Linked DNA regions of Homo sapiens: all the other regions are linked to region 1. A link is an interaction called in ENCODE POLR2A ChIA-PET data of the cell type or tissue named here. Cell type or tissue: GM12878. All regions are shown on one strand. Each heading gives the region's core, and the rest is flanking DNA. Links, peaks and the distances in the headings are about the cores only.

Region 1 (5,000 bases), core at 1-5,000:
ATATTTGTTCTTTGTTCTTCCATCACATCAGAGAACAGAAAAATCTAAATTGTTAGCTAGGTTGGAAAACCTCTAATTCTCAAAAATGATGAAAGTGAAGCCTATAGTTATATAATGTAACTTAAAAGTTTAAAGTAGTAATAGTCTAAAAGATCATAAGATGGTTATGTTACTTATGAAAAGTTATCAGTATTTATAATGAAGGAGACAACAGTCCTAGTATTTAACACATAAAAAGTAAGTTTAAAAAACTGTTTTGAAGGCTGGGTGCAGTGGCTCACACCTGTAATCCCAGCATTTTGGGAGGCCAAAGCAGGCAGATCACTTGAGGTTAGGAGTTTGAAACCAGCCTGACTAACATGGTGAGACCCCATCTCTACTAAAAACACAAAAAATTAGCTGGGCTGGTGGCAGGTGCGTGCCTGTAATCCCAGCTGGTTGGGAGGCTGAGGCAGGAGAATCACTTGAACCTGGGAGGCAGAGGTTGCAGTGAGCTGAGATCATGCCATTGCACCCTAGACCTGGCGACAAAGCGAGATTCTGTCTCAAACAAAAAGCTGTTTTGGTTTTAAAATCCTAAGTAGAAATGAAAATACTTTCTTTTTTTTTTTTTTTTTTTTTTTGAGACGGAGTCTCACTCTTGTTGCCCAGGCTGGAGTGCAATGGCACGATCTTGTCTCACTGCTACCTCCGCCTCCCAGGTTCAAGCGATTCTCCTGCCTCAGCCTCCTGAGTAGCTGGGATTACAGGCACCTGCCATCACGCCCGGCTAATTTTTTGTATTTTTAGTAGAGACGGGGGTTTCACCATGTTGTCCAGGCTGGTCTTGAACTCCTGACCTCAGGTGATCCACCTGCCTCGGCCTCCCAAAGTGCTGGGGTTACAGGCATGAGCCACTGCGCCCTGCTGAAAATACTTATTTTTTTTTTAGGTGGAGTTTTGCTCTTGTTGCCCAGGCTGGAGTGCAATGGCGCGATCTCGGCTCACCGCAACCTCCGCCTCCTGGGTTCAAGCAATTCTCCTGCCTCAGCCTCCCGAGTAGCTAGGATTACAGGCATGCGCCACCACGCCTAGCTAATTTTGTATTTTTAGTAGAGACAGGGTTTCTCTGTGTTGGTGAAGCTGGTCTCGAACTCCCGACCTCAGGTGATCCACCCGCCTCAGCCTCCCAAAGTGCTGAGACTACAGGTGTGAGCCACTGGGCCCAGCCGAAAATACATTCTTAAAAAAATACTTTCATAAGTTCTAGTTTATCTTTTTAAAATCTAAAAACTTTGAAGTAAATATTAATAAGCAGAAAATTTTCATTTTTATGTTTCCACTATTTTTTCTGATTTGTCTCAAATGGTCACAGAGAATTTTACTGTGCACACTGAAGAGATTGTTCTTATTATAAAATATTTCAAAGATGGAGATAGGCCGGGCACGGTGGCTCACGCCTGTAATCCCAGCACTCTGGGAGGCCGAGGAGAGCGGATCATGTGGTCAGGCGATCAAGACCATCCTGGCTGACACGGTGAAACCCCGTCTCTACTAAAAATAGAAAAAGTTAGCCGGGCGTGGTGGCATGTGCCTGTAGTCTGAGCTACTCAGGAAGCTGAAGCAGGAGAATGGCGTGAACCCAGGAGGCCGAGGTTGCAGTGAACCGAGATCAGGCCACTGCACTCCAGCCTGGGTGACAGAGGAAGACTCCGTCTCAAAAAAAAAAAAAAAAAGAAAAAAAGAAAAAAAAAGATGGAGATAAAGAAGATCTCATGTACCCTTTATCTAGTTTCCCCCAATGGTAACATCTTGCAAAACTATAGTACCATATCACCAGCAGGATATCAACATTGATACAATAAGCAGATCTTCAGATTTCCCATTTTATTAGTATTCATTTGTATGTACTTAGTTCTACACAATTTTGTCACATTTGTAAGTTCATGTATCCATCATCACAGTTAAGAAACAGCACCGTTCCATCACCTCAAGGAGCCCTCGTGTTAACTGTTTTATAACAACATCTACCCTATCCCCTCCCATCTCCTGCCACATTCATTCCTAACTCCTAGAAGCCACTAATCTGTTCTCCATTTCTAAAATGTTTGCTTTTCAAACTATTATAAAGTTGGAATCATAGAGTATGTAACTTTTAGGACTGGCCTTTTTCACTTAGGATAATTTCACTGAGATTCATCGAAGTGGCTGCAAGTACCAACAGTTTATTCCTTTTTATTGCTGAGTAGTATTCCATGGTATGGATGTACCATGGTTTATTTACTCACTGAAGGACATCTGAGTTGTTTTCCGTTTTTGGCTATTAGGAATACAGCTGCTATGAACATTCATGGGAAAGTTTTTGTAGAAAAGTTTTCATTTATCTGGGATAAATGCCTAAGTGTGCAACTGCTGAGTCATATGGTAAGTGAATGTTCGGTTTTATAAGAAACTGCCAATCTGTTTTCCAGAGTAGCTATACCATCATATATTCCCAGATGCAATGTATGAGAAATCCAGGTTTTTCACACCCTCACCAGCATTTGGTGGTGTCATTTTTATTACTGTTATTTAATAGATGGGGTCTCACTATGTTACCCAGGCTGGAGTGCAGTGGCTATTCATAGGCACCATCTTAACAATCTGCAGCCTCAAATTCCTGGCCTCATTCCATCCTCCTACCTCAGCCACTAGAGGAGAAGCGACTTGAAGTGTGTGCCACTGCACCTGGCTGGTGTCATTATTTCTTACTTAAGCCATTTGGATAGGTGTGTGGTAATATTTCATTGTGGTTTCAATTTTCATTTCCCTAATGGCTAATGATGTTCTTTTTACATGTTTATTTGCCATCTGTAATTCTCTTCTGTGAAACTTCTGTTCATGTCTTTTGCTCATTTCCTAACCGAGCTCTTTGCTGTTCCTTTTTACTGTTGAGTTTTGAGAGTTCTTTATGTATTTTAGATACTAGTTGTTAGTCATCTATGTGGTCTCCTATTTTTAGTGAGACAAAACATTAGATAAATCTGAAGCACTGTGTAACTTCACTCTCAACCCTTTCTCGCCCTCTCTCCTCCTTCAGATGTTGTTTCCATTCTCATAAATATTAAATAAGTTTATTGCATATACATGTAATCATTAATAATATATAGCATAGTTTGTATATTTTTAGAAATTATCACTTCTGTACTGTTCTTCATTTTTCTTTCCAATATTGTTTTTGCTTTTGTTTTTTAAAATTTTATGTATGTATGTATGTATGTATGTATGAGATGGAGTTTCACTCGTTGCCCAGGCTGGAGTGCAATGGCACAATCTCGGCTCACTGCAGCCTCCGCCTCCCGGGTTCAAGCAATTCTCCTACCTCAACCTCCGGAGTAGCTGGGATTACAGGCGCCTGCCACCACTCCTGGCTAATTTTTTTGTATTTTTAGTAGAGACAGGGTTTCACCATGTTGGTCAGGGTGGTCTTAAACTCCTGACCTCAGGTGATCTGCCCGCCTCGGCCTCCCAAAGTGCTGGGATTACAGGCGTGAGCCACCTCGCCCAGCCTTTTTTTTTTTTTTTTTTGAGACAGAGTCTCGCTGTCGCCCAGGCTGGAGTGCAGTGGACCATGTCGGCTCACTGCAACCTCCGCTTCCTGGGCTCAAGTGATCCTCCCGCCTCAGCCTCCCAAGTAGCTAGGATTATAGGCTCACGCTGCCATGCCAGGCTAATTTTTGCCACTGTGCCTGGCATTTTTTTTTTTAAGAGACAGTATCTCACTCTGTTGCCCAGGCTGGAATGCAGTGGTGTGATCATGTCTCACTGTAACCTTGACCTCCTGGGCTCAAGCAATCCTCCCACCTCAGCCTCCCAAGCAGCTAGGACTACAGGTGCACACCACCACACTTGGCTAATATATGGGGTCTCACTATGTTACCCAGGCTGGAGTGCAGTGGCTATTCACAGGCACCATCTTAGCAATCTGCAGCCTCAAATTCCTGGCCTCATTGCACCCTCCTACCTCAGCCACTAGAGGAGAAGCGACATTTACAAAAAAAAAAGTTATTTGTAAAGATGGGGTTTTGTCATGTTGCCCAGGTTAGTCTTGAACTCCTGGCCTCACACGATCCTCCTGCCTTGGCTTCCCAAAGCACCAGGATTACAGGTATGAGGCACCATGCCCAGCCTTCAATTTTTTATATTTAAAATTTGTCCAAGTAACTGCATAAAGCTCTACTTCATTTGTTTTAACTGCTGTGTAGAATCCCACAGCAGGAATATACAATTAGTTATCCATTCTCCACCTCAACATTTAGGGATCAATTTGTTGATGTTAAAACCAATGCTGCAATTTCCACTTCTGGTCAAGATGATTCAACAGAGACCAGAGATTTACCCTCTCACCTAAAAGAACCACCACCACCACCAAAAAAAAAAAAAAAAAACCCAAACAAAAACCATAAAAACAAGGGTTTTGAAAACAATGGACATCAGGCAACAATGGACAGTGATCCCAGAGTGACAAGAAGCAAATGAAGTGAGCTCTACAACTGGCCTGGCTTATTGCCTTAAGAGAGTTTCCAGGACATGATGCAGGAGGGGAGGGAGATTGAGGCACAGCCTGAGAAACTCCTGAGTTGAAGAGATGGAGCAGAGAACATAATGAGATAATGGCAGCCAGATTTCAAAGGACAGAGTATCACAGCAGAGAAAGCTGCAGAGAAAGTCTCAGAAGCCCAGAGATCTGCAAAATGATCCCCTCAAATACTGAGGATATCAGAGTGCTGATCAGCACATGTGACTGAGGAAACTATCCAAGACTGGGGGAAAAAAAAACATATGAAAGGAATGGAGCAAGCACTACCCAGAACTCACATGGGGCCAGGAATAGTGCCTGTTCTTAGTAGCCAGATTAGAAAAACTCAATTTATGGGGTATCGGGTAGAGTGCACAGGAAAGTCCTACCTTAGCACTAGGGAATTTTTAGCCCTAAACTAAGTACTGCTTAGTTTAAGTACTGGCCTAACAAATTATAAAAA
Region 2 (7,916 bases), core at 1-5,000, 540 kb after region 1:
TTTCTTTCTTTTTTTTTTTTTTTTTGGAGACAGAGTCTTGCTCTGTCATCCAGGCTGGAGTACAATGGCGTGATCTCGGCTCACTGCATTCTCTGCCTCCCAGGTTCAAGCGATTCTCATGACTCAGCCTCCCGAGTTGCTAGGAATACAGGCGTGAGCTACTACACCTGGATAATTTTTGTATTTTTAGTAGAGATGGGGTTTCACAATGTTGGCCAGGTTGGTCTCGAACTCCTGACCTCAGATGATCTGCCCGCCTCGGCCTCCCAAAGTGCTGGGATTACAGAAGTGAGCCACTGCACCTGGCCCTTTTTTAAGACAAAGTCTCCCTCTATCGCCCAGACTGGAGTGCAGTGGCACTGTGGCTCATGCCTGTAATTCCAGCACTTTTGGAGGCCGAGGTAGGCAGATCACTTGAGGTCAGGAGTTCAAGACCAGCCTGGGCAACATGGTGAAACTCCATCTCTACTAAAAATACAAAAATTAGCTGGGCATGGTGGTGCACGCCTGTAATCCCAGCTACTGGGGAGGCTGAGGCAGGAGAATCGCTTGAAACCGAGAGGCAGAGGTTGCAGCGAGCCGAGATCATGCCACTGCATTCCAGCCCAGGTGACAGAGACCCTGTCTCAAAACAAACAAACAAACAAACGAACCAACCAACCTCCAAATGACGATGCTTGAGCTTTAGCTCAGCTATCTCCAGTTGTCTTTGGGTAATGGGGGTGTCAAGTGGCAATGTTCCAAGTCTGGCTTATCTTGGGGGAACTAAATGGCTGTTATCATTCCCAGGCCTCACATCTACACTCTGCCTGATTCAGAGCAAGGGAGGGGGGTGTCTCCTGTGCCATCCACTGCTCTATCCTCAATCGAACCAAGCCCTTTGACCAGGGAAGTGCTGTGCCCTGTTTGTGCATGCTTGTAGGTACAGGGAAGAGACAGGTGGAGGGAGATCCCCTGACTAGCTTACATCAACCTGGCTCATCTCTGGAATTTGGGATGGAGTTAAACCCAACAACCCCTGGGCCTGCTCCAATGAAGACAGGGAGTGTTTATCAATGAGCAGTGACAATTACTACCTCTCCTGAGAGCAGATGAGTAGGTTTCAGGCATGGGGTTTCTCTAAGTCAGCAAAAAGCACCCGATCCCTAATGACAGAGGAGCAGTGTGTGTTAAATGTGTGTGTGCACATGTGTGAATAATTCAGGGCCCTCTAACCATGAGGCCCGGGACAAGAGCCACACTTGCCCACATGAAGTCAATGCTCTTGTCTGCAAGAACATTGTTTATTGTGGCTGGAGCCCAGATAACAAGGAGAAAGTGGCAAGAGATGAGGCAGGAGAGAAAAGCAGGGTGACTTCTGGAGAACCCTTTTCTCGGTGAAGGGATTTCAGCCTTATTCTGGGAATAAGCCAGAGCCCTGAGGGGTTTTAAGTGGAGGAGAGCCAGCCCCACCCCAACTCAGTGGCTTTAGGGGTCATTCTTCCCATGCTACCATTTCCCATGGTTCAAAGATTAACAATAGGGCTAACTTCCAATTTATTCAATTCTCAGGTTATTTATTCAATAATCTAGTGTTCTTCCTCTCTACTTCCTCCTCTTCAGTACCTTGTTGTGGGTGGAGCTCCAGGAAGAGGATGGGGCGTGGTGCCTAGAGGCGGAAGTGTGTATCTTGATTGTTTAACCTGGGAACCCTGAGGGCAGAGGGCGTAGGGGTTGGGAGAGGAAAGGAAGGCGCTAGGAAGACACTGGAAAGACCCCATAAGCGTAGCAGCTCCTAAACCACAGCTAAGCATGTCTGGAGGAGAAGCCTGAATCCGAAAGCAATGAGGAAATGATTAGTGGTTTCATAGTAGGTTGTCTGTAGCTGCAGACACACAGGCGTTTTTGTACACAGGTAAATACAGGCCTGTTCTGTTATTGACCACACGTTTGTATGAAGCTCCAAACTCATGTGTCCTCCTGTTCTCCTGTTTTTTTTTTTTTTTTTGAGACGGAGTTTCGCTCTTGTTGTCCAGGCTAGAGTGCAATGGCACGATCTCGGCTCACGGCAAACTCCACCTCCCAGGTTCAAGCGATTCTCCTGCCTCAGCCTCCTGAGTAGGTGGGATTACAGGCACGCGCCACCATGCCTGGGTAATTTTTGTATTTTTAGTAGAGACGAGGCTTCACTATGTTGACCAGGCTGGTCTCAAACTCCTGACCTTAGGTGATCCACCTACCTCAGCCTCCCAAAGTGCTGGAATTACAGGTGTGAGCAACTGTGCCTGGCCTCTCTGAAGTATTATTTGATATTTTTCTTTTGAAGTTTTCTTCTTCCTGTGTAGAAACTATTTCTGCAAATTGCTTTTCAGTCTGCTTTTTGCTCATTTGTTTTTATCTTCCATGTCTGAGGTTTTTTTCAGCTGTCTGGTGATCTTTGACTGATTATTTATAAGACAGGCAAATATCAGTTAAGTCCTTACAGTAAACATATGGTTTACTCAAGTTAGGATTATTTTAGGAGGATTTCTTTACAAAATGGCCATTTACAAAGACAGAGTATAGGAGAGCTATAACCTTTGGTTGAGAGACACAGGCAGCCTAAGAGAGGAACCCTCTAAGAGAAGAACCAGAGGAACAGATATCTTGATCTCACGCTCCTCCTCCCTCTGGTCTTCCGGGTTCTGCGTTGTCTAGACCAACTGCTAGTCAGAGGGTGTGGGGTATTGCTCATGTGGTCTCTTCCTGGAATACCCCCAGTGCAGAGGGCCAGGCAGCGTGGGTGGGGAGTAGCAAAGAGAAAGCTCTGACATGGGAACGAAGGCGCTGATTGGAAGCTCACATGGTGGGCATCTGGACGGGACTGTTTGCTGGGGGAGTCCCCACATGTCTGGATCTTTAGGTCTTTCGTCTGGGGCCAGTCAGGTTACCCAGAGAAGAATCTCCTTCTAGGAGGGAACAGGCCAGCCTGCCAGTGTTCTGGCCCCCGAAAGGAGGCAGAGGGCTGTGGGTCTTAGCCTGGGGCATTTGGCATACGCAGTCCCTTAGTTCCCGAGTTTACAAGCCATAGCCATGCTGTCAAATGTGCCTGGTATCACCCAGTTCAGAGACTCTCTGTTTTATCCTGTACAGAGAACAAGCTTGCAGATTTCTGTGGGAGGGAGGGAGGGGTAGTTACTCAGTAATGAAGGGTGCTTCTCAAACAGCTTTCAACCAGTCCTCCTTGTTTGCACACTCACACACTCAGAGACACACAAACTCAGTTCCAGAGGTACTTGGAGCTGCCAGTTCATGAGCGTTTTGAGGATTTTATGAATAGATGGGTTGCTTCTCAGTTTTCTCTGCTGGTCATTTAGGATTTGGCCTTTTTTGTTTTTTTTTTTTGTTTGTTTTTTTGGTTTTTTTTGAGACAATAGTCTCGCTCTGTCGCCCAGGCTGGAGTGCAGTGGCATGATCTTGGCTCACTACAACCTCCACCTCCCGGGTTCAAGAGATTTTCCTGCCTCAGCCTCCCGAGTAGCTGCAGCTAGAGGCATGCACCACCCCACCCAGCTAATTTTTGTATTTTTAGTAGCGAGGGAGTTTCACCATGTTGGCCAGGCTGGTCTTGAACTCCTGACTTCAAATGATTCACCGCCTCAGCCTCCTAGAGTGCTGGGATTATAGGCGTGAGCCACTGTGCCTGGCCAGGATTTGGGTATTTCAAGTTGGCTACATCAGTTGTCACCTAAACCCAGAGGGTTTTTTGGTTCCTGGGGTACATCTGGAATTTTCAAATCTTCTTTGGCTGAAACACAGTATATTTGAGAGAGGACTCAGAAGAAAGAGGAAGAAAAGGCATCATGGGGCCAGACTGGTAAGTGTTTGAGTAGATTGTACTTTTTTCTTTTTTTGAGACGGAGTTTTGCTCTTGTTGCCCAGGATGGAGTGCAATGGTGCAATCTTGGCTCACCGTAACCTCCGCCTCCCAGGTTCAAGCGATACTCCTGCCTCAGCCTCCTGAGTAGCTGGGATTACAGGTATGTGCCACCACGCCGGGCTAATTTTGTATTTTTAGTAGAGACGGGGTTTCACCATGTTGGTCAGGCTGGTCTTGAACTCCAGACCTCAGGTGATCTGCCCGCCTCGGCTTCCCAAAGTGCTGGGATTACAGGCGTGAGCCCCCGCACCTGGCTGAGTAGATTGTACTTAACTCTAGAGACCATGGGCTTAGGGGTGGGAAATAGCAACTGAGGTCTAGGTACATGGGTCCTTTGAGAAGTTTATTCTCTATTAGGTCCCAATTTTCTTTTTTCTTTTTTTTTTGAGACAGAGCCTCGCTCTGTCGCCCAGGCTGGAGTGCAGTGGCACAATCTTGGCCAAACCCGTCTGAGTCCCAATTTTTATTGCTTCCTATATGATGCCTCAATAGGGTGTGTGGAAACAGTAAACTATAAAGTGCTGTACTAATGTAATGCTTTATTTTTTGAATGCAGCCAGAATTTTCCTGTGTCTTTGCTCATACTGTTGCTTCTGCTTGGAGTTTTCTCTATCTTCTCCCTCACCTCTCCAATCCATCCATCTCTACTTATAGAAATGATATCTTTGGCCGGGTGTGGTGGCTCATGCCTGTAATCCCAGCACTTTGGGAGGCTGAGGCGGGTGGATCACAAGGTCAGGAGTTCAAGACCAGCCTGGCCAAGATGGTGAAACCCCGTCTCTACTTAAAATACAAAAACTTAGCTGGGCGTGGTGGCGCCTGTAATCCCAGCTACTTGGGAGGCTGAGGCAGAGAATTGCTTGAACCTGGGAGGATGGAGGTTGCCGTGAGCCGAGATCACGCCACTGGACTCCAGCCTGGGCGACAGAGTGAGACTCCATCTAAACAAACAAAAAAAAGAAATGATACCTTTAAGGCCCAGCTGAAGGTCAACTCTACTATGAGTCTGCTGCCCTCAAACTAAATGAGAACTTTCAAACTTTAATGATGGCCATTTTTTTCTCACCTCCATTCCTGCCCACCTGTATTAGTAAAGGTTCTCCAGAGAAATAGAATATATATTTATCTTCTATATATACGTATGAATATACAGAATATATATCTTCTGTATATATAGAATATACATCTTATATATAAATACATATCTATATGTTATAGATACATATCTTCTGTATATATAGAATATATATCTTCTCTCTATATACTATATAAAACATATTATATTAATAGGTAATATTTTATATATATATAAAGGAATTGGTTTGTGCAATTACGGAGGCTTTTTTTACTGGTAAATCCAAAGATCTGTAGGGTGAGTCTGCAAGCTGGAAACCTAGGAGAGCTGATGGTGGAGTTCCAGCCTGAAGGGTGAAAGTCTTGACACTCAGGAAGAGCTGATGTTCAGTTCAAAGGTAGGAAAAAGCCAATGTTCTCTGTTTCAAAGGCAGTCAGGCAGGAAGAATTCTTACTCGGGGAAGAGTCAGACTTTATGCTCTATTCAGGCCTTCAACTGATTGGATGAGAACTATCCACATTAGGGAGGACAATGTGCTTTACTCAGTTTAATTATTTAAAAAAAATTTAAATTATTTATTAATTTATTTATTTGGGACAGGGTCTCACTCTGTTGCCCAGGTTAGAGTGCAATGGCACGATCTCAGCTCACTGTAACCTCCACTTCCTGGGTTCAAGTGATTCTCCTGCCTCAGCCTCCCAAGTAGCTGGGATTACAGGCACCCACCACCACTCCCAGCTAATTTTGTATTTTTAGTAGAAATGTGGTTTCACTGGCCAGGCGTGGTGGCTCACAGCTGTAATCCCAGGACTTTGGGGGGCCAAGGCAGGCAGATCATGAGGTCAGGAGTTCGAGACCAGCCTGACCAACATGGTGAAACCCCATCTCTACTAAAAATACAAAAATTAGCTGGGTGCGGTGGTACACACCTGTAATCCCAGCTACTCAGGAGGCAGAGGCAGGAGAATTGCTTGAACCCGGGAGGCGGAGGTTACAGTGAGCCAGGATCTTGCCATTGCACTCCAGCCTGGGCAACAGAGCGAGACTCCATCTCAAAAAAAAAAAAAAAAAAGAAAGAAATCTTTCACCATGTTGGCCAGGCTGGTGTGGAACTCCTGACTTCAGGTGATCCGCCTGCCTTGGCCTCCCAACGTGCTGGGATTACAGGCATGAACCACTGCGCCCAGCTTTTTTTTCTTATTTTTTTTTTTTTTTTGAGATAGGGACTCTGTCACCCAGGCTGGAGTGCAGTGGCATGATCTCAGCTCACTGCAACCTCCACCTCCCAGGCTCAGGTGATCCTCCCACCTCAGCCTCCTGGGTAGCTGAAACCACAGGCGCATACCACCGTGCCTGGCTAATTGCTGTATTTTTTTGTAGAGATGTGGTTTTGCCATTTTGCCCAGGCTGGTCTCGAGATCTTGAACTCCTGGGCTCAAGGGATCCACCTATCTCAGCCTCCCAAACTGCTGGGATTACAGGTGTAAACCACCACACCTGGCCTAAATGTTAACCTCATCCAAAAACACCCTTACAGGCTGGGTGCGGTGATTTATGCCTGTAATCCCAGCACTTTGGGAGGCAGAGGTGGGTGGATTACTTGAGGTCAGGAGTTTGAGACCAGCCTGGCCAACATGGTGAAACCCCGTCTCTACTAATAATACAAAAATTAGCCAGGCATGGTGGCGAACGCTTGTAATCCCAGCTACTTGGGAGGCTGAGACAGGAGAATGGCTTGAACCCAGGAGGCGGCAGTTGCAGTGAGCCAAGATGGTGCCACTGTACTCCAGCCTGGGTGACGAAGCGAGACCCTGTCTCAAAAAAAAAAAAAAAAAAAAAAGCTACCCTTAAAACATCCTTACAGAAACTCTCATAATAATGTTTGAGGTATGCCATGGCCCACTGAAATTCACACTTTTTTTTTTTTTTTGAGACAAGATCTCACTCTGTCACCCAGGCTGGGGTGCAATGAATTGATCATAGCCTTGAACTCCTGGGCTCAAGCGATTCTCCCACCTCAGCCTTTTGAGTAGGTGTGCCACCACGCCTGGCTAATTTTTTTTTTTTTTTTTTTTTTTTAGACAGAGTCTTGTTCCGTTGCCCAGGCTGGAATGCAGTGACAACACTCTACCTTCTGGGTTCGAGAGATTCTTGTGCCTCAGCCTCCAGAGTAGCTGCGATTACAGGCACGTACCACCACGCCTGGCTAATTGTTTAGTAGAGACAGGTCTCGCTATCTTGCCCAGGCTTGTCATGAACTCTTGGGCTTAAACAACCTTCCCACGTGGGTCTCCCAAAGTGCTGGGATTGCAGTTGTGAGACATCACACCCAGCAATTTAAAATTTTTTGTAGAAATGGGGTCTTGCCACATTGCCCAGCCTTTTCTCAAACTCCTAGCTTCAAGCAATCATCTTGCCTCTGCCTCCCAGAATGCTAGGATTACAGGCATGAATCAACATGCCAGCAACACGTAAAATTAACCATCACACTGCACTTCCTTGCTTTGGTTGTATTGTAAGGAACTGGGAAACTGCAAGCTACTTTCCTCTGACTCTCTTTCCAGCTGACTTCTGGCTAGGTTCTGCAATGGGTGCCCCTGGTGAAAGATTAGAAGGGAAGCTAAAGGAAGAGGTCTTCTTGTTCTCTTCTTTTGGCAGTTCCTCTGACAGTGGCAGCAGCAGGTGGATGTAGGCTCCTAGATTCCTTGCTTCACCAGCACAGTGATTGCGGCCACAGCAGCACAGTGATTGTGGACTCTGGGGCTGGAGGAGGCAGCAACAGTGGTGTGACTTTGGGCTCCTGTAACAACAGCAGGAATGCACTCCTTCCCTGCAAGGTGATATGTGCAGTGATTCCAATGAGAATCATAGCAGCAGTGGAGGCTCCAGCAGCCGTGATGGTGCAGTCATCATGGGCTTTAACACTTTCTGGCTGGGTGTGGT
Region 3 (7,916 bases), core at 1,655-6,654, 200 kb after region 1:
TCCCCAATGTTTTCTTGTAATATTTTCATACTTTGAGGTCTCAGATTTAAGTCTTTAATACATTTTGATTTGATTTTTGCATATGGCGAGAGATGGGGTGTAGTTTCATTCTTCTGCATATGGATATCCAGTTTTCCCAGCACCACTGACTGAAGAGACTGTTTTTTCCGCAATGTGTATTCTTGGCACCTTTGTTAAAAGTGAGTTTCCTGCAGGTGTATGAATTTGTTTCTGGGTTCTCTATTCTGTTCCATTGGTCTATATGTTTGTTTTTATGCAAGTGTCATTGCTGTTTTGGTTACTATAGCTCTGTCATATAATTTGAAGTCAGGTAATATGAGTCTTCCAGTTTTATTCTTTTTGCTGAGGACGGCTTTGACTATTCTGTGTCTTTTGTGGTTCCATATAACTTTTACAATTATTTTTTCTATTTCTGTGAAGAATGTCACTGGTATTTTGATAGGGACTGCACTGAATCTGTAGATTACTCTGAGTAGTATGGGTATTTTAACAATATTGATTCTTCCAATCCATGAACATGGGATATCTTTCCATTTTTTGTGTGTCTTCTTCATTTATTTTATTTATTTATTTTTTTGAGATGGTGTCTAGCTCTGTCCCCCATGCTGGAGTTCAATGGCATGATCTCAGCTCACTGCAACCTCTGCCTCCTGGGTTCAAGCAATTTTCATGCCTGGCCATGAATAATCTTTTTAATGTGTTGTTAAATTCAGTTTGCTAGTATTTTCATGAGGGTTTTTGCATCAATGTTCATCAGAGATCTTAGCCTTTAGTTTTCTTTTTTTGATAGGTCTTTGCCTGTTTTTGTTATCAGGGTAATACTGGCCTCATAGAATGAGTTTAGTTGTACTCTCTCCTCCTCTATTTTTCAGAATAGTTTGAGTAGGATTGGTATTAGTTCTCCTTTAAATGTTTGGTAAAATACAGCAATGAGACCATTAGGTCCTGGGCTTTGCCTTGGTAGGAGACTTTTTTCTTTTTTTGAGATGGAGTCTCACTCTGTCACCCAGGCTGGAGTGCAGTGGCATGATCTTGGCTCACTGCAACCTCTGCCTCCTGGTTCAAGTGATTCTCCTGCTTCAGCCTCCCGAGTAGCTGGAATTAGAGGTGCCCACCACCATGCCCAGCTAATTTTTGTATTTTTCGTAGAGATGGGGTTTCTTCATGTTGGCCAGGCTGGTCTGGAACTCCTGACCTCAAGTGATCCACCTGCCTTGGCCTCCCAAAGTGCTGGGATTACAGGAGTGAGCCACTGTGCCCAGACTGCTTTGCTGGGAGACTTTTCATCATGGTGTTGATCTCATTACTTGTTATTGGTCTGTTCAGGTTTTGGATTTCTTCATGGTTAAATCTTGGTAGATTGTATGTATCTAGGAATTTATCTATTTCTTCTAGGTTTTCCAATTTATTGGCTCATAGCAGCCTTAATGATCCTTTGAATTTCTGTGGTATTGGTTGTAATGTCTCTCTCTCTCTCTCTTTTTTTTTTTTTTTTGAGATGGAATCTTGCTCTGTTGCCCAGGCTGGAGTGCAGTGGCACAATCTTGACTCATTGCAACCTCTGCCTCCCAGGTTCAAGTGATTCTCCTGCCTCAGCCTCCTGAGTAGCTAGGATTACAGGTGTGTACCACCATGCCTGGCTAATTTTTGTATTTTTAGTAGAGACGGGGTTTCACCATGTTGGTCAGGCTGGTCTCAAACTCCTGACCTTGTGATCTACCTGCCTCGGCCTCCCAAAGTGCTGGGATTACAGGCGTGAGCCACCACGCCCAGCCAATGTCTCTTTTTCCACCGCTGATTTTATTTATTTTGGTCTTCTCTTTTTCTTAGTCTGTCTAAAGGTTTGTCAATTTTGTTTATCTTTTTAAAAAATGACTTTTTGTTTTGTTGATCTTTTGTATTCTTTTTCATTTCAATTTCATTTATTTGTTCTGATATTTATTATTTCTTTTCCTCTACTAATTCTGGGTATGGTTTGCTCTTGCTTTTCTCGTTCTTTAAGATGCTTCATTAGGCTTTTTATTTTAATTTTTTCTACTTTTTTTTTTTTGAGATGGAGTTTCACTCTTGCTGCCCAGGCTGGAGTGCAATGGCGCGATCTTGGATCACTGCAACCTCCACCTCCCGGGTTCAAGCGATTCTCCTGCCTCAGCCTGCCGAGTGTCTGGGATTACGGGCACTTGCCACCACGCCCAGCTAATTTTTTGTATTTTTAGTGGAGACGGGGTTTCACCATGTTGGCCACACTGGTCTCGAACTCCTGACTTCAAGTGATCTGCCCACCTGGGCCTCCTAAAGTGCTGGGATTACAGGTGACCGGCCTCTACTTTTTTTTGATGTAGGCACTCTTTGGTATCAACTTTTTTCTTTCTTTTTTCTTTTTTGGGGGGATGGAGTCTTACTTTGTCACCCAGGCTGGAGTGCAGTGGCATGATCTCGGCTCATTGCAACCTCCGCCTTTCAAGTTCAAGCAATTCTCCTGCCTCAGCCTTCCAAGTAGCTGAGATTACAGGTACCTGCCACCGCGCCTGGCTAATTTTTTGTATTTTTAGTAGAGACAGGGTTTCACCATCTTGGCCAGGCTGGTCTTGAACTCCTGACCTCGTGATCCACCGGCCTCGGCCTCCCAAAGTGCTGGGATTACAGGCGTGAGCCACCGCGCCTGGCCTATGAACTTTTTTCTTAGTACTGCTTTCACTGTATCTCATAGGTTTTGTTGTGTTTCCATTTTCATTTGTTTCAAGAAATTTAAATTCTTAATTTATTCATTGACCCACTGGTCATTCAGGAGCATATTGTTTAATTACCCTGTGTTTGTATAGTTTCCAAAATTCCTCGTTACTAATTTCTAGTTTTATTCCATTGTGGTCAGAAAAAACACTTGATATAATTTCAGTGTTTTTAATTAATTAAAAAATTTATTTATTTAATGTATAGGACAGTTGGAACATGTGTGTGTGTGTGTGTGTGTGTGTGTGTGTGTGTGTGTGTGTGTGTATAACTTTTTTTTTTTTTTTTTTTTGGAGTTTCACTCTTGTTGCCCAGGCTGGAGTGCAATGGTGTGATCTTGGCTCACTGCAACCTCTGCTTCCTGGATTCAAGCAAGTCTCCTACCTCAGCCTCCTGAGTAGCTGGGATTACAGGTGCCCACCACCGTGCCCAGCTAATTTTTGTATTTTTAGTAGAGATGGGGTTTCACCATGTTGGCCAAGCTGGTCTCAAACTCCTGACCTCAAGTGATCCACCCACCTTGGCCTCCCAAAGTGCTGGGATTACAGGCATGAGCTACCGTGCCCAGCCAGAACATACATATTTTTAAGAGACAGGGTCTCGCTTTGTTGCTCAGGCTGGAGTGCAGGGGCACCATTATAGCTCACTGCTGGCTTGAATTTTTTGGACTTTTTTTTTCTTTTGAGACAGGGTCTCACTCTGTCACCTACGCTAGAGTGCAGTGGTGCAATCTTGGCTCACTGCAACAACCTCTGCCTCTTGGGGTCAAGCCATCCTCCCACCTCAGCCTCCTGAGTAGCTTGGACTACAGGTGCATGCCACCACACCCAGCTAATTTTTGTACTTTTTGAAGAAATGCGGTTTTGACATGTTGCCCAGGCTGGTCTCAAACTACTGAGCTCAAACAATCTGCCCACCCTGGCCTCCCAAAGTGCTGGGAATTACAAGCAAGAGCCACAATGACTGGCCAAAATTTTTTTAATTTTTAAAAACTTGTTTTGTGGCCTGTCATATTGTCTATTCTTGAGAATGAGCCACGTGCTGAGTAGATGAATGTGTATTCTGCAGCTGTTGAATAGAAGTTCTGTAAATATCTATTAGATCCATTTGGTCTATAGTGCAGAGTAAGTCCGAAGTTTCTTTGTTGATTTTCTGTCTGGATGACCTGTCCAATGCTGAAAGTGGGTTATTGAAGTCTCCAGTTAATGTTGTGGGGTCTGCCTCTCTCTTAAACTCTAATATTATTTGCTTTATATATCTGGGTACTCCAGTATTGGGTGCATATATATTTATAATTGTTATGTCCTCTTGCTGAATTGACCCCTTTATCATTATATAATGACCTTCATCTCTTTCTATAGTTTTTGTCTTGAAATCTATTTTGTCTAATGTAAATATAACCATTCCTGCTCTTTTTTGGTGCCCATTAACATGAAATATCTTTTTCCATCTCTTTATTTTCAGTCTATGTGTGTCTTTATAGGTGAAGTGTGTTTATTGTAGGCAACAGATTGTTGGATCTTATTTATTTATTTTTTAAATCCTTTCAGCCACTCTATGTCTTTTATTTTATTTTATTTTATTTTATTTTTTGAGATGGAGACTTGCTCCTCGCCCAGGCTGGAGTGCAGTGGCGTGATCTCAGCTCACTGCAGCCTCCACCTCCTGGGTTCAAGCGATTTCCAGCTAATTGTTGTATTTTTAGTGAAGACAGGGTTTCACCATGTTGGCAAGGCTTGTCTCGAACTCCTGGCCTCAAGTGATCCACCCAACTCGGCCTTCCCAAAGTGCTGGGATTACAGGCATGAGCCACCATGCCCAGCCACTCTATGTCTTTTAAATTGGAGCATTTAGTCCATTTACATGCAATGTTATTATTGATAAATAAGAACTTTTCCTGCCATTTTGTTATTCGTTTTCTGGTTGTTTTGTGGTCTTCTCTTCCTTCTTTCCTTCCTTCCTGTTTTCCTTTTTGTGAAGGTGATTTTCTCCAGTGGTATGTTTTAATTTCTTGCATTTTATTTTTGTTTATCTGTTTTGGTTTATTTTATCTTTTGAGACAGGGTCTTGCTATGTTGCCCAGGTTGGATTACAGTGGTGCAATCTGGGCTCACTGTGACTTCTGCCTCCCAGGCTCAAGAGATCCTCCCACCTCAGCCTCCTGAGTAGCTGGGACTAGAAGTGCACACCACCATGCCCAGTCAATTTTTGTATTTTTGTAGAGACAGGGTTTTTTCTTTTTCTTTTTTTTTTTTTTTTATTTTTGAGATGGAGTTTCGCTTTTGTTGCCCAGGCCAGAATGCAATGGCACAATTTCAGCTCACTGCAACCTCTGCCTCCCAGGTTCAAGCGATTCTCCTGCCTCAGCCTCCTAAGTAGCTGGGATTACAGGAATGCACCACCATGCCTGGCTAATTTTTGTATTTTTTTAGTAGAGACGGGGTTTCACCATGTTGGTCAGGCTGGTCTCAAACTCCTGACCTCAGGTGACCTGCCTGCCTTGGCCTCCCAAAGTACTAGGGTTACAGGCGTAAGCCACCATGCCCAGCAGACACAGGGTTTTTTCATGTTGCCTAGCCTGGACTTGAACTCCTGAGCTCAAGCAATCCACCTGCCTCAACCTCCCAAAGTGCTGGGATTATAGGTGTGAGCCAACGTGCCTGGCTTGTTGTAGGTTTTTTTGATTTGAGGTTACAATAATGCTTGCAAATAACATCTTATAACCTGTTACTTTAAACTGATGACACTTAACACTGGTTGCGTAAACACACAAACTAACAAACAGGAAAGGGAAAACTAATAAAAACTCTGCACTTTATCTCTCCTGTTTTTTAACTTTTTGTCATTTCTATTATATCTTATTATATTGTCTTTGTCTTGAAAATTTGTAGTTATTTTTAGTAGGTTCATCTTTTAGTCTTTCTACTCAAGATACGAGTAGTTTATACACCACAATTACAGCGTTATAATATTCTGTGGTTTTCTGTGTACTTACTATTACCAGTGAGTTTTGTATCTTCAGATGATTTCTTACTGCCCATTAATGTCCTTTTCTTTCAGATTGTAGTATTCCCACTAGCATTTCTTGTAGGACAGGTCTGGTATTGATGAAATCCCTCAGCTTTTGTTTTTCTGGGAAACTTTTTTTTTTTTTTTTTAGATGGAGTCTTGCCCTGTTGCCCAGGCTGGAGTGCAATAGTGTGATCTCAGCTCACTACAACCTCCGCCTCCCGAGTTCAAGCGATTCTCCTGCCTCAGCCTCCTGACTAGCTGGGATTACAGGTGCCTGCCACCACACCCAGCTAATTTTTGTAGTTTTAGTAGAGACGGGGGGTTTCACCATGTTGGCTAGGCTGGTCTCGAACTCCTGACCTCAGACAATCCACCTGCCTCGGCCTCCCAAAGTGCTGGGATTACAGGCGTGAGCCACCGCACCTGGCCTGGAAACTCTTTATTTCTCCTTTGAAGGATAACTTCACTGGATATACTATTCTAGAATAAAAGTTTTTTCCTTCAGCACTTTAAATATGTCATGCCACTCTCTCTTGGCCTATCAGATTCCCACTGAGAAGTCATCTGCCAGACATATTTGAGCTCCTTTGTATATTGTTTCTTTTCTTCTGCTTTAGGATCCTTTCTTTATACTTGACCTTTGGGAGTTTGATTATTGAATGTCTTGAGGTAGCCTTACTTGGGTTAAATCTGCTTGGTGTTCTATAACCTTCTTACATTGGAATATTGATATCTTTCTCTAGGTTTGGGAAGTTCTCTGTTATTATCCCTTTGAATAAACTTTCTACCCTGATTTCTCTATCTCTACCTCTTAAATAGAACACTTAACGAATTTGCAGGTCATCCTTGCGCAAGGGACATGCTAATCTTCTCTGTATCATTCCAATTTTAGTAGGTATGTTGCCAAAGTGAGCACTACTATTTTTTTTAGAAACGGGATCTCGCTCTATCTATCACTCAGGCTGAAGTGCAGTGGTACAGTCATAGGTCACTGCAGCCTGGAACTCCTAGTCTCAAATGATCCTCCTGCCTTAGCTTCCCAAGTAGCTGGAACAACAGGCATGTGCCATGATGCCTGGCTAATCTTTCCTTGTTTGTTGTAACAATAAGGAAAATGTATGTTGGAAATAGCTTTCTAAAAGAACTAGAGGAGCTGGGTGTAGTGGTACACCCTGTAATCCCAGCTGCTTGTGATGCTGAGGCAGGAGGATCGCTTGAGCCTAGAAGTTTGAGATCATCCTGGGCAATATAATAAGACCTTGTATCAAAAAAAAAAGAAGAAAAGAAGAAAAAAGAAAGAATAAAGGAGAAAGAAGGAAGAAGAAGGAGGAGGAGCAGAAGAGAAGGAGGAGGAGAAATAGTGTACAAGAGATTGTTTTCGTAGTGATTTCTTTTCATAGTCCCAGCAGCATAATTACCCCTAAAGTAACCTCTGTTTGTAGTGTTCAATTAATTCTGGCAAGCCTCCCTAAGATTCTTTCTTTCTTTTTTTTTTTTTGAGATGGAGTCTCACTCTGTCGCCCAGGCTGGAGTGCAGTGGCGTGATCTTGGCTCACTGCAAGCTCTGCCTCCCAGGTTCACGCCATTCTCCCGCCTCAGCCTCCCAAGTAGCTGGGACTACAGGCGCCCGCCACCATTCCCGGCTAAATTTTTTTTTATTGTTTTTACTAGAGGTGGGGTTTCACCATGTTAGCCAAGATGGTCTTGATCTCCTGACCTCGTGATCCGCCCGCCTCGGCCTCCCAAAGTGCTGGGATTACAGGCGTGAGCCACCGCGCCCAGCCAGATTCTTTCTTATGTTACCTCAAAGTCAAATTTTTTTATGAAAGAAGAATGGAAATGGTGGAAGCAGTTTCCTTTTTGTGCCTTTTTTTGAGAGACAGGGTCTCACTTTGTCTTCCAGGCTGGAGTGCCGTGGTGCAAACGCAGCTTACTGCAAACTCAACCTCCTGGGCTCAAGTGATCCTCCTGCCTCAGTGTCCCAAGTAGCTGAGACTACAGGTGTGTGCCACCACACCTACCTAATTTTAAAACTTTTTTAACAGATGGGGTCTCATTATGTTATCCAGGCTGGTCTCAAACTCGTGGGCTCAAGTGATCCTCTCACCTCAGCCTCCCAAAATGCTGGGGTAACAGGCGTGAGCCACCGAGCC

Evidence for each region. ChIA-PET counts read pairs that join two places held together with the same protein. Peaks named below come from ENCODE experiments on the same cell type or tissue, not always from the same donor. Only the 100,000 strongest peaks of a DNase experiment are listed, where the experiment ranks them.
Region 2: POLR2A ChIA-PET joins it to region 1 with 5 read pairs; 1 of 35 experiments calls an interaction of 5 or more read pairs at or near these places.
Region 3: POLR2A ChIA-PET joins it to region 1 with 6 read pairs; 2 of 35 experiments call an interaction of 5 or more read pairs at or near these places.

The regions. Positions count from the first base shown.
Region 1 is chr1:153,839,427-153,844,426 of GRCh38, forward strand. The region is part of intron 1 of GATAD2B (GATA zinc finger domain containing 2B); the gene reads right to left. Among named protein-coding and RNA genes, the nearest start is that of SLC27A3, 67 kb to the left of the region's middle. In GM12878, for the core only: no CTCF peak of the experiment used is centred there; a DNase peak (open chromatin) is centred at 2,835; H3K4me3 peaks cover 959 bases; H3K27ac peaks cover 3,913 bases.
Region 2 is chr1:154,384,080-154,391,995 of GRCh38, forward strand. No RefSeq gene overlaps it. Among named protein-coding and RNA genes, the nearest start is that of IL6R, 17 kb to the right of the region's middle. RefSeq lists an enhancer at 2,665-2,874. In GM12878, for the core only: no CTCF peak of the experiment used is centred there; a DNase peak (open chromatin) is centred at 2,735.
Region 3 is chr1:154,033,344-154,041,259 of GRCh38, forward strand. All of the region lies in intron 27 of NUP210L (nucleoporin 210 like), which reads right to left. It also overlaps the pseudogene RNU6-179P. Among named protein-coding and RNA genes, the nearest start is that of RPS27, 47 kb to the left of the region's middle. RefSeq lists a silencer at 4,848-5,069. In GM12878, for the core only: no CTCF peak of the experiment used is centred there; no DNase peak of the experiment used is centred there.